Regions from separate parts of the Homo sapiens genome. Here region 2 is linked to region 1. The links are chromatin loops, found by intact Hi-C in ENCODE. Cell type or tissue: heart left ventricle. All regions are shown on one strand.

Region 1 (5,000 bases):
AAAACCAGTTTGTTTTCAATGTCTAACTTGTTGATTAGAAACAGACACTCTTGAAAAAGTATAATGAAAATTAACCACTAGAAAAAGGATCATGGGCTTGAAGGCTGTGGTGATGTCAAATGGTGTAAATGTTTCTAAAAGCCTCCTCTTCACTATCTCCTCACAGCCATCAGTGGCCCACACTGAGCAGCATGCATCTCTACTAATAGTCCCATTGCCTCTGCCCCTACTTGCTCTTAACCCATCTAGTTGGGCTCTCTCCTCCCCCACTCCGGTGAAATCACTCTTGTTCAGGTCACCCTGACCTCCACCTTACTAAAAATCAATGGTCAGTTCTCAGTCCTCATTTAACCCCATCACCTGCAGCATATGACACTGCAATCTCTCCTTCACCTTGAATTGAACTTTCTCTTGAGTTTCTTCCTATGCCCCTGGGAGCCCCACTCAACTCCTTCCCCAGCCTCCTCTTCTCCCCAGCCTCTAAATCTTGGGGTGCTCTAGGCATCAATTCTAGGGCCTCTTCAATGCTTTCATTCAGTCTCATAGCTTTAACTATTATCTATATACTGTTGATGCTCAAAGTTACATCTCCAATTCAAAATCATCCCCTAAACTCCAGACACATATATCCAACTATGAAATCAACATCTCCAATTAGATGTCTAAACAGCATCTCAAAATTAACACAAACAAAACAGAACTCCTAATCTTCTATGCCCCTCCATCAATTTCAGTGATGACTCCCTGCTTCTAGTCATCCATCCTTCACTCCTCTTATTCCCCACTCCACATCCAATCATCCAGGAAAATCCTGTTGGCTCTACCTTTAACATAAATCCTGAATCCAACCTTTTTACAGTACTGCCACTGCTAACACTCTGGTTCAGGACACCATCATCTCTCAACTTGCTTATTGTAGTGGGGTATATTAACTTGCTCTCCCACAGTCTAATCTCAATACATGAGCCACACAATTCTTTGAAATTATAAATCACATAATGTCACATGTATGCTCAATCTGCCCAACGGCTTCTCTTTCTACGTAGAGTAAAAGCCAAATTGGTTACAAGGGCCTACAAGCACCTGAAGAATCTCTCACCCACCATCCCACTTTTTTTTTTTTTTTTTTTGAGACAGAGTCTTGCTGTGTCACCCAGGCTGGAGTGCAGCGGCGTGATCTCAGTTCACTGCCATCTCTGCCTCCCGAATTCAAGCGATTCTCCCACCTCAGCATCCCAAGTAGCTGGGACTACAGGCGCCTGCCACCACGCCTAATTTTTTTTTTTTTTTTTTTTTTTTGTATTTTTAGTAGAGACAGGATTTCACTATGTTGGCCAGGCTGGTCTTGAACTTCTGACCTCGTGATCCACCTTCCTCACCTTCTCAAAGTGCTGGAATTGCAGGTGTGAGTCACTGTGCCCGGCCACCCTCTAGCCTACTCTTATACTATCTTTCCCTGGTTCTCTCTGCTTCAGCCCCACTGGCCTCTGTGTTCTTACTTTCTCATGGCAAACACTCCTGCCTCAGGGTCTTCACATTGGCTGTTCCCTCTTTCTGGAAAACTCTTTTCCAGACACTATCTTGGCCCACTTCCTCACTTCATTCATAATTGTGATCAATGTCACCATCTCAATGAGGCAATCTCATGAGTCCTCCCTTTTCTGCTGCATTTTTCTCCATTTTTCACCATATGACATACTTCTTTATCTGTTTATTACCTTTCTCCAACTAAAATATATGCTCTTTAAGGGAATGGATAGTAGTCAGATTATTTCACTGCTATAGCCCCAGTGCTAACATGTTAAGTGTATTTACTGAGCAAATGTTCATCCCGGTGCTCTTTATAAGAAAAAAAATTGCAAACAATATAAATACCTGTCAATGGGAGACATACTTTCATAAAATGAAATACTATTTATATCCATATCCACAAAATGACCCTATCTATAAAATGGAATACTATGCAATTATTAAAAGTTTGAATGAACTTTTGAATGAACATATTTTCTGAAAGATGTCTCTAACACATTAAGTGAAAAGAATCAGGATATAAAGTAATATGCGTATTAGTTCATTTTTATAATAAAATCACCTAGGAGAATTTGGTACAGTATATGTGATATGGTTTGGCTGTGTCCCCACCCAAATCTCATCTTGAATTTTAGCTTCCATCATTCCCATGTGTTGTGGGAGGGACCCAGTGGGAGATAACTGAAACACGGGAGCAATTTCCTCCTTACTGTTTTCATGGTAGTGAATAAGCAAGTCTCACGAGACAAGGGGAAACCCCTTTCACTTGGCTCTCATTCCCTCTTGGCCTGCTGCCAGGTAAGACGTGCCTTTTGCCTTGGGCCATGATTATGAGGTCTCCCCAGACAGGTGGAACTGTGAGTCCATTAAACCTCTTTTTCTTTATAAATTACCCAGTCACAGGTATCAGCAGCATGAAAATGGACTAATACGATGTGCATTAAGGTAAACTCTTGATCTAAAACAAAAACAAAAAAAATAATGAAAACAATGAACCCTGCGAGGCCTTACATTTGAAGTTTCTTCTGATGATGGTAATGACACAGAAAAGCAGCAAGCTGAGTTCTCACCCGGGCAAGTCGATGGGAAAATAAGTCAGTGCATTTTGGTAGGATTCTTACGGACTCTGGTAAAAAGCAATTTCTCAAACAATTAAATTGCCAATAAAAGACTAAGAAACATGAGAGCTATGCTTCTTGGGGATAGGTATGACTTGCAGAAATGTTAATAGCATTTGCATTTAGGTTCATTTCTTCCTCCATGTGTCAGGTTTATTTAGATACCGCTGTTTCCACGTAAAGATGGGCCAGGCACCTGCCACAGTCCCCAAAAGCTGCACTGGCATTATAATGGAGTGGCCACCAAACCTAGCCCAGAGGATGCTTGCATGGGAAAATAGAGGGGGAGAAATCAGTTGGGCAGAAAATGATGAAAACAGAGGGATTTTTTTTTTTACCACTTCCTATATCTGTTCTGGCAAAATTAATGTTTAACTCCTCTCAAAAGATTCTGATGGTTGATATTTCAAAGGAGAAAAACATGCAGAATGAGAAAAGCATATTTCACAGCCAGGTACGGTGGCTCATGTCTGTAATCCCAGCACTTTGGGAGGCCAGAGCAGTCAGCTTGCTCGAGTCCAGGAGTTCCAGACCAGCCTGGGTAACATGGTGAAACCCTGTCTCTACCAAAAAAAAATTGGTATAGTGTAGAGTAGTGTGTCTGTGTAAAAATTGTGTGTAGTGGCATGTGTCTGTGGTTCCAGCTACTTGGGAGGCTGATATGGGAGGATCACTTGAACCTGGGAAGCAGAGGTTGCAGTGAGCTGTGACTGCGTTACTGCACTCCAGCCCGGGTGACCCTGTCTCAAACAAACAAACAAACAAACAAACAAACAGAAAAGCCCATTTTGCTTAATTCTCTGTCCAAAAGCTGAGAGTCGTCACACCTGCATGGGAGAGGTAAGTCCTTTGGTCCGTGCTTTGAGGTTGCCTATTCCCCAGGAGCCCTTTATAACAAGGCCTGTGGGCATTTCCATAATTCTCTTGTACAAAATGGAATAGTCAGTTCAGGTTATACATATGTCACTCAAGAACAGGTGACAACAAAGTTCAAGTATAACTAATGTAGTGGTTACAGTCAGCATATTGGTTACATAACAAGGAGTACCACAGTAGCTTTAGAGCTGGGGGCCACCTGGACAATCCCAGCATTTCCCCGCCTAGGAACATGAGGACCATACAGGAGACACTTGTCTAGAGCTGCTTGGTAGTGGAGCCAGAACTAGAATCCAGGTCTTCTAATGCTTAATCTCTCTTAGGCACTGTGAGTGGCTCTTGCCACCCCAGAGTAATATCCACTTAGCCATGATCTGAATTCCCAGGGAAGGGTAGGTCCAAACTTGGGAGGGGGCCATCGGGCTGCCTAGGAATCAACTGCAGAGTCTATTAAGCTTGCTGATTTCTGGATTCCCCTGCAGGAATTTGCATTTCACAGAAGCTCCCCAAAGTGAATCTGATACACAGCCAAGTCAGGAATCACTGGACTAAGTTATACAAGACAGAAGAGCAAAGAAACCAGCAGATTTCCATTTAAAAAAATGCAAGTCATTCTCCTTACTCACTCTATAAAAAAAAACATGGAAATATGTAATTATAAAGCTCAAAATAGCTTCTTCAGGGAAAAAAAATGTGATTCACACTTCTAAAGATGCTCAGGCCACAGCTGCAATCTGTTCTTGCGGCCAAAACCCTTGGGAAGCCAAATTAAGGGAAGCCACATTGGGTTTGTTTGCTGGGATCTAAAACTGTGTCCTGCTCCCTGCAGACAGGCCAGAAAGCCCTCTCTGGGAGGAAGAAAGCGAGCTCACTCCAGAGAGACAGGCAGCCAGAAGACCTGCCAGCTGGAGCTGCCCCTGATAGCCTGGCTTCCTACAGCCACCATCTGAAGGGACCTGGCTCCCATCAAGTCCTGGTGGATAGGAGCACCTGCTGAGGAGGAGGCATCTTTGGAAAAGTGCTGTTTACTGGCCTCTCGGAGTCCTCACTGGAGTCCTGCCTAGAACAGAGATTGAACTCTGTGCTGGTTAAAGTCGAACCCATTTCCCATAGAGCGGGAGTGGGTAGAAAAAAAGCAGCAAGCTGAGAGCTGTCTGGAGGCAGTTGGGGATATAATAAATTAGGAAGTCACACAGCTGTGTGTTCTGAAACACAAGATTGAAAATAGATCATTTTTTTCCTCTTGGGGGAACATACTGTAGTGTTGATATTTTCTAATTCAAATTTGGACTCAGTGGGCCTTCTCAACCAAATTACCCTGAGGAGGAGCGGGAGGGAGAGGGATGAAGAGGAGCCCTTTAGTATAACTCATTCTCACTTATTTTAGAAGAAAACAAGAATGTTGTTTGAGAGGTTTCAGGGTAAAATGCAAAGTTTATTAAAAATTTAGCAATGTCTGAAGAATATTTTTGGAAC
Region 2 (5,000 bases), 89 kb before region 1:
TAGTTAACCTGGACTTTCTGGCGATTTTTTCGCCTTCTAGACTGTGATGAAAAAAGTACATAAAGCTTACAGAGCTGCTGGTGAGCCTCAAAAAGAGGGAAACCTAGATTTTGTTAGCATCATATTTGGATGACTGCTTGTCAAGTTCCCAAGAACTGGCATGAAGTTGTTCTGCATACACCTAATGGACTTGTACTCCACAGGCTCCACATGGATGATAGGTAGCCTATCATCCAGCTTCTGAACACATTCAGATTTACTATGTGCTGTCCACAAAAGGAGAAGGGAATCACAGTATCAAATACTCAGAAAATTCAGGGGGTGGGGTGGGAATCACTGCTGGGCATCTGAATAAAGGTCATAAGAAATCCCTTTCTATTTCGCTCACACGTTCAACCTGTACTCTTTGTTCTGCTTGGAGCAGGCACTGTCAGTACCATTTATCCCATATTGTCTTGGGGCAGATTCAATCTCATGAAATTTTATTCCTTTCCATAAGCATGATTTATTAAATGTATTATTACTAAATCTGATGTAATTCTTATACCTTTGTAATACTTTTTAAATAAATCCACAAATCAAAAAAGAATGTTAGGCGGTATACATGTATTTTTGAATAAAAAATATGGTGACTATTATAGAATAATTTCTAAACTGGCTGTCCAAATTCTCCTTAGTTCACCTATAGGTCTTAACTGAAATGAGCACCATTTATATTGAGCCTTTAAAAGGCAGATGAAGGGATTCCATTTACCGGGCACTAAGAGAGGTGGCACTTATACCCATTCCTTTCATTTTCCAGCTCCTGGTCCCAAACTGGATGCTTCCACTGAGTATCCATTTCATTAGGATTCATGTTCTTTGCTGGCAATGAAGGTGATGGTAATGGTCTCTACAGTTTACGACATGGCTACGCTGCAACCAGTTTTGTTTGATTAATTCATTCTTATGAGGGAGGTCATCAGGGTACTTAGCCTCATGAAAATTCCAAACAGTTAGGGTGTATATGCAGTAGGCTCTTCTCCACCTACATCTCAGCCCTCTTATGGAATGCCCTCATACACACACGTGCACATGCATGAGCCCACACACATAAAACACACTGATATCGTTTCCATAACAGCAACAGGCCCAGTGCAGACTGAATCAGACCATATCTCCCAAGGATGTGAGATCAGAAGTGGGGACTCTTCCCCAATGGGTCAGAGGTGTAGCCACTACTGGCTCAGTGAAACTACTTTATTTCATTCAAGAGACTTTGGAGAGATATTTCTCTAGTATTTGGGCTGACCAGTATACAGTTATCTCTAATCATTTTACATGGTGCATTTTTAAGACCAAAACATATGCAAAACCTGAACTGAACATAGTCAGAAGACCTTTTTACAGCTCTTTTTATCCTCAAAGGGAGATATCAATAATATTCCATGGAAACATTCCCATACGTAGGCACCTGCATCTCTTTTCCTCATTTTCATGGAGAGATGATCCTGAGCAGAATGTGCAAACCCTGTCACACTGTCACTTTATCTTTTGATCCCAGGATGCTGAGCTCTCTGTGATAAGCCTGGACATCTGTGGAAGCTTAGGAGAGTAACAAAAAATGCAGATGCAGTGCTTACCATGGGCCTATGCTATAAAAGGCCCCATTTCCAAATGGAGAAACGAAGGCTCAAGACATTCAGATAACATGTCTCCAGTTGCCATCTAGTAAAGTGGGACACTCAGGATTCAAACTCAGGTGTCCATCTGTGGAGCACCCTGAGCAGCACGCCCCACTGTGGCCTCACAGCTCCCCAAGCAAGCAGCTGGAGCAGGTGGGATTATTCCCAAGCATCCTAAGGCTGAGTTATAAAATATGAGTCATTAATATGAATTTTATTTCCCTGGGCTTTGCTATTTTTTATTACCCACAAAATGCCTAACATGTAAGTGATACCTACGAACAGTAAGAAATAACACCAGGATCCACAAAATGCATACCCATCTATAAACAGATCCCCAACCCATGCATTTCTTCCTGCCTCTTCCAGAGCACCAGGCTTGGAGAAGTGACCATGATTTGCATTCACAGGACTGGAGAGTCAAGGTCTGGAAGTTCTTGGGGCATCACAGACCTAATAAGTGAATGGGCTGACCCAGAAGAGCATGGGCCTGAAGAACAAGGGCCAACATGATGCATCTCTGATCATGCTGAAAGCCTTCAAAGGGATAGTTGGTGAAATTCTGTGTTTATCACTTGCCAATTTGAATTTTCCAAATATACCATGGAAATGAACTCCAGAATTGCAGGCTGATGAAAAATCAAGCCAGAAGGAAAAATGAAAATGCCAAAATTCTCAGCTGAGTCTTGCCAAGCGCATCCACTGGCAATATGGTGACAAAAAGCGACTGGGCCAATGGTAGGATATCCTTTAGATGGTGCAAAATGAGAAACAGCTTCTTCACCATCGGAAAAGGAAAGCTTCATCACATCCTCCTTGGTTTTCAGATCTAATGAATAAGTAAACCTCTTCCAATTCCAAAACACACCCATTTCACATGCAAATAATTCTACCTTTTGAGAAAAAAACTAGTTTCTGATATTCTCATTAGAGGACAAATTTCATTGCAGTGTGTAGAGATTAAACCCACGGCTCACCATGTTTTTTCAAATGGTTAGACATTTCATGCCCTTACTTTTTCTGCTTTTTCTTCTCACACATTCACAGGTATTTTATCAAATGAAAAGGCTCACAGATAACCTATGCATTCCGGTCTCCTGTGACAACAGGGATTACACTACATCAGAAAAGAGTGCATCAGGGATGCGGGGAAGAATATAGGGTCTGATGAGCAAGACAGAAACCAACAAGGTCAAGAACACAAGCAGACTCAGCTTACCCTGGCAAGCAAGGAAGAAGAAGAAGAAACTAGAGATGAAGGCAGTCAATTCCAGGGAGGTCATGTTCTGAAGGGGGTGGACAAAGCAGAGAAGCTTAAAGGGGGATCCAAGAGGTCTGTACAGAGCCAGATATGGAACCACAGGGGGAGGGTACCCATAGGCCCAATGAGTCACCATATGAAATTCTAGGGTGAGTCCTGTTTAAACCCAGTTGTTTTAACTTTGGATCTTGGTAGTAAGTTGGCTTTATCAGAAACCAGTCACACAATGAATATCAGCAACAACACATAACCTCTCTAAACAAACCAACTAAGTGTGTGCCTAGTCTTAGTGAACCAGCACTGCCATCACAAAAACAGGATTGCTGTTCTTAAACCCATCTTTCAATAGCAACAGCATGTAAGAGCCAGATCGCTTCAAACTGTTCTCTATCTATGAATACTTCCAATCAAAGGAAGCTTTGAAATGTGAACCATGACCCCTAAGCAAATGATATTTGACAGGCTATTCTCAATCTTCATCAAGAATAAGCTCTATAACATAATTTGTGGAGAAATTAAATTTAGAAAAAAATATAATTTTATTTTATTGTCCAGTACTTGCCTGCAACTTGAAGCTACTAATTGCAGAAAAGAGTTAATTTGATATTAAAAATAAAAATTGGCCCTGAAGGGCAATAACCAATCCATGTATATACAATGGAAAAATGTATCCCTACCCCCACCAAGTCATCTCAAGCTAAATTTAGAACATGGTTTCCAAAATGCATTGCCTACAATTCTCTCCACACAATGAAAAGCATGAGAACGACGAAGCAAATCTTTGAAACAATCACATACACTGAACCTTGAATAAGTGCTCTTGCTTATGTTTTGTGAGAGTCTATTGTGTTGGACCTCTCAGCTATTCTGAACATACACTGAGAAAACATATTTCACACACAAAAAAATCCCAGTGGGAAGTGAGGAGTTGGTGCATTTATTCAAGTAATATTTAGGAAGTGCCTGAGATAATGCAATTTAACATGTCGCCCTGTGTTTCCTTCAAGTCTTGGGAACCCAAGAATACAGCCTTAATGTCTTGAAAACAATAAAGTTCCATTTATTACATTTTCTGTTCATGAATTTCATTATATTTAATATCTTTTCCAAGCAGACTCTATTCTGCTCACCTGGAGAGCTTCTATTCATATGATGCTCCCTTAAATAAAGTTCTTCCTCTATGTAATTTTTCCTTTGCATTCTTTCCATACAATATATGTGCTATGGCTATTGCACACTTAGCTCTTTTCACAGCTCTCACCAATACTGGGAACCCTCTAGGGCTGGTTTTACTAATACAACACCAGGAATACCATCTCTAGATGTATCTGTTAACTTAGCCAAGAAGACAAAATCCTACTGCAAACCTTAAACTTAGAGAGGTTATACAAGCCTTCTTCTGAGTACTTCTGTCATTCTATCCAGCATCGTAGGTACAGCCATGGGGATGAGGATATCTGAAAACATCTCAATGACTCATCCCCTGTTGTCTCCCATTCCTTCCTCCTCCCACTCCTGCAATCTCAGTCTGAGAGGGACTAGGGTGCTCTGTGTAGAAGCACTCCTGAACACTACCCCTTTCAGAAATCCATTTTACAAGCATTCTAGGTGCTGGGTCCAGCTCTGTCTGCAATGTGGCTTACTTTCTTAAGTGTATCACATCTGCTTAGAACTTCCTTCCAGTTAATGAGTCTTTCTTGAATCAAGCCTGAAGGGCTTTTGATCTCAGTACCAATCAACTTCAGGCTAAGATGCTGGGCACTAGCTGGGCTGGCAAAGCTGGCCCAAACCCAGGCTCTATTTCAAGGAAGAATAAACAAACTTAGCCTGAAGTTATAACATGGAATGTCAAGATAAAGAAATTCCTCCTAGACTGACACCACTGCTCAGACCACACCTGGAGCTTGGTGCCAGTTCCACACCCACAAAATTTAAAGTGTTTCTTTAAAAAAATGATTGTAAGATAATACATGTTAGGTAGCAAAGATGGGGAACATTAAAGACATAGTAAAAAAGAAAAATATAATTAATCACACTATGCAGAAGAAACCATTTTTCTTTCAAACCCACAACCC

The links. A loop is a pair of places that touch in the nucleus more often than their neighbours do. Peaks named below come from ENCODE experiments on the same cell type or tissue, not always from the same donor. Only the 100,000 strongest peaks of a DNase experiment are listed, where the experiment ranks them.
Region 2: it touches region 1 in a loop (2.5-fold over the local background); 5 of 110 quality-filtered maps call a loop at or near these places.

What each region holds. Positions count from the first base shown.
Region 1 is chr7:37,079,326-37,084,325 of GRCh38, forward strand. All of the region lies in intron 15 of ELMO1 (engulfment and cell motility 1), which reads right to left. Among named protein-coding and RNA genes, the nearest start is that of ELMO1-AS1, 84 kb to the left of the region's middle. In heart left ventricle, no CTCF peak of the experiment used is centred here; a DNase peak (open chromatin) is centred at 2,326; H3K27ac peaks cover 1,306 bases.
Region 2 is chr7:36,990,192-36,995,191 of GRCh38, forward strand. The region is part of intron 16 of ELMO1 (engulfment and cell motility 1); the gene reads right to left. Among named protein-coding and RNA genes, the nearest start is that of ELMO1-AS1, 5.1 kb to the right of the region's middle. In heart left ventricle, no CTCF peak of the experiment used is centred here; no DNase peak of the experiment used is centred here.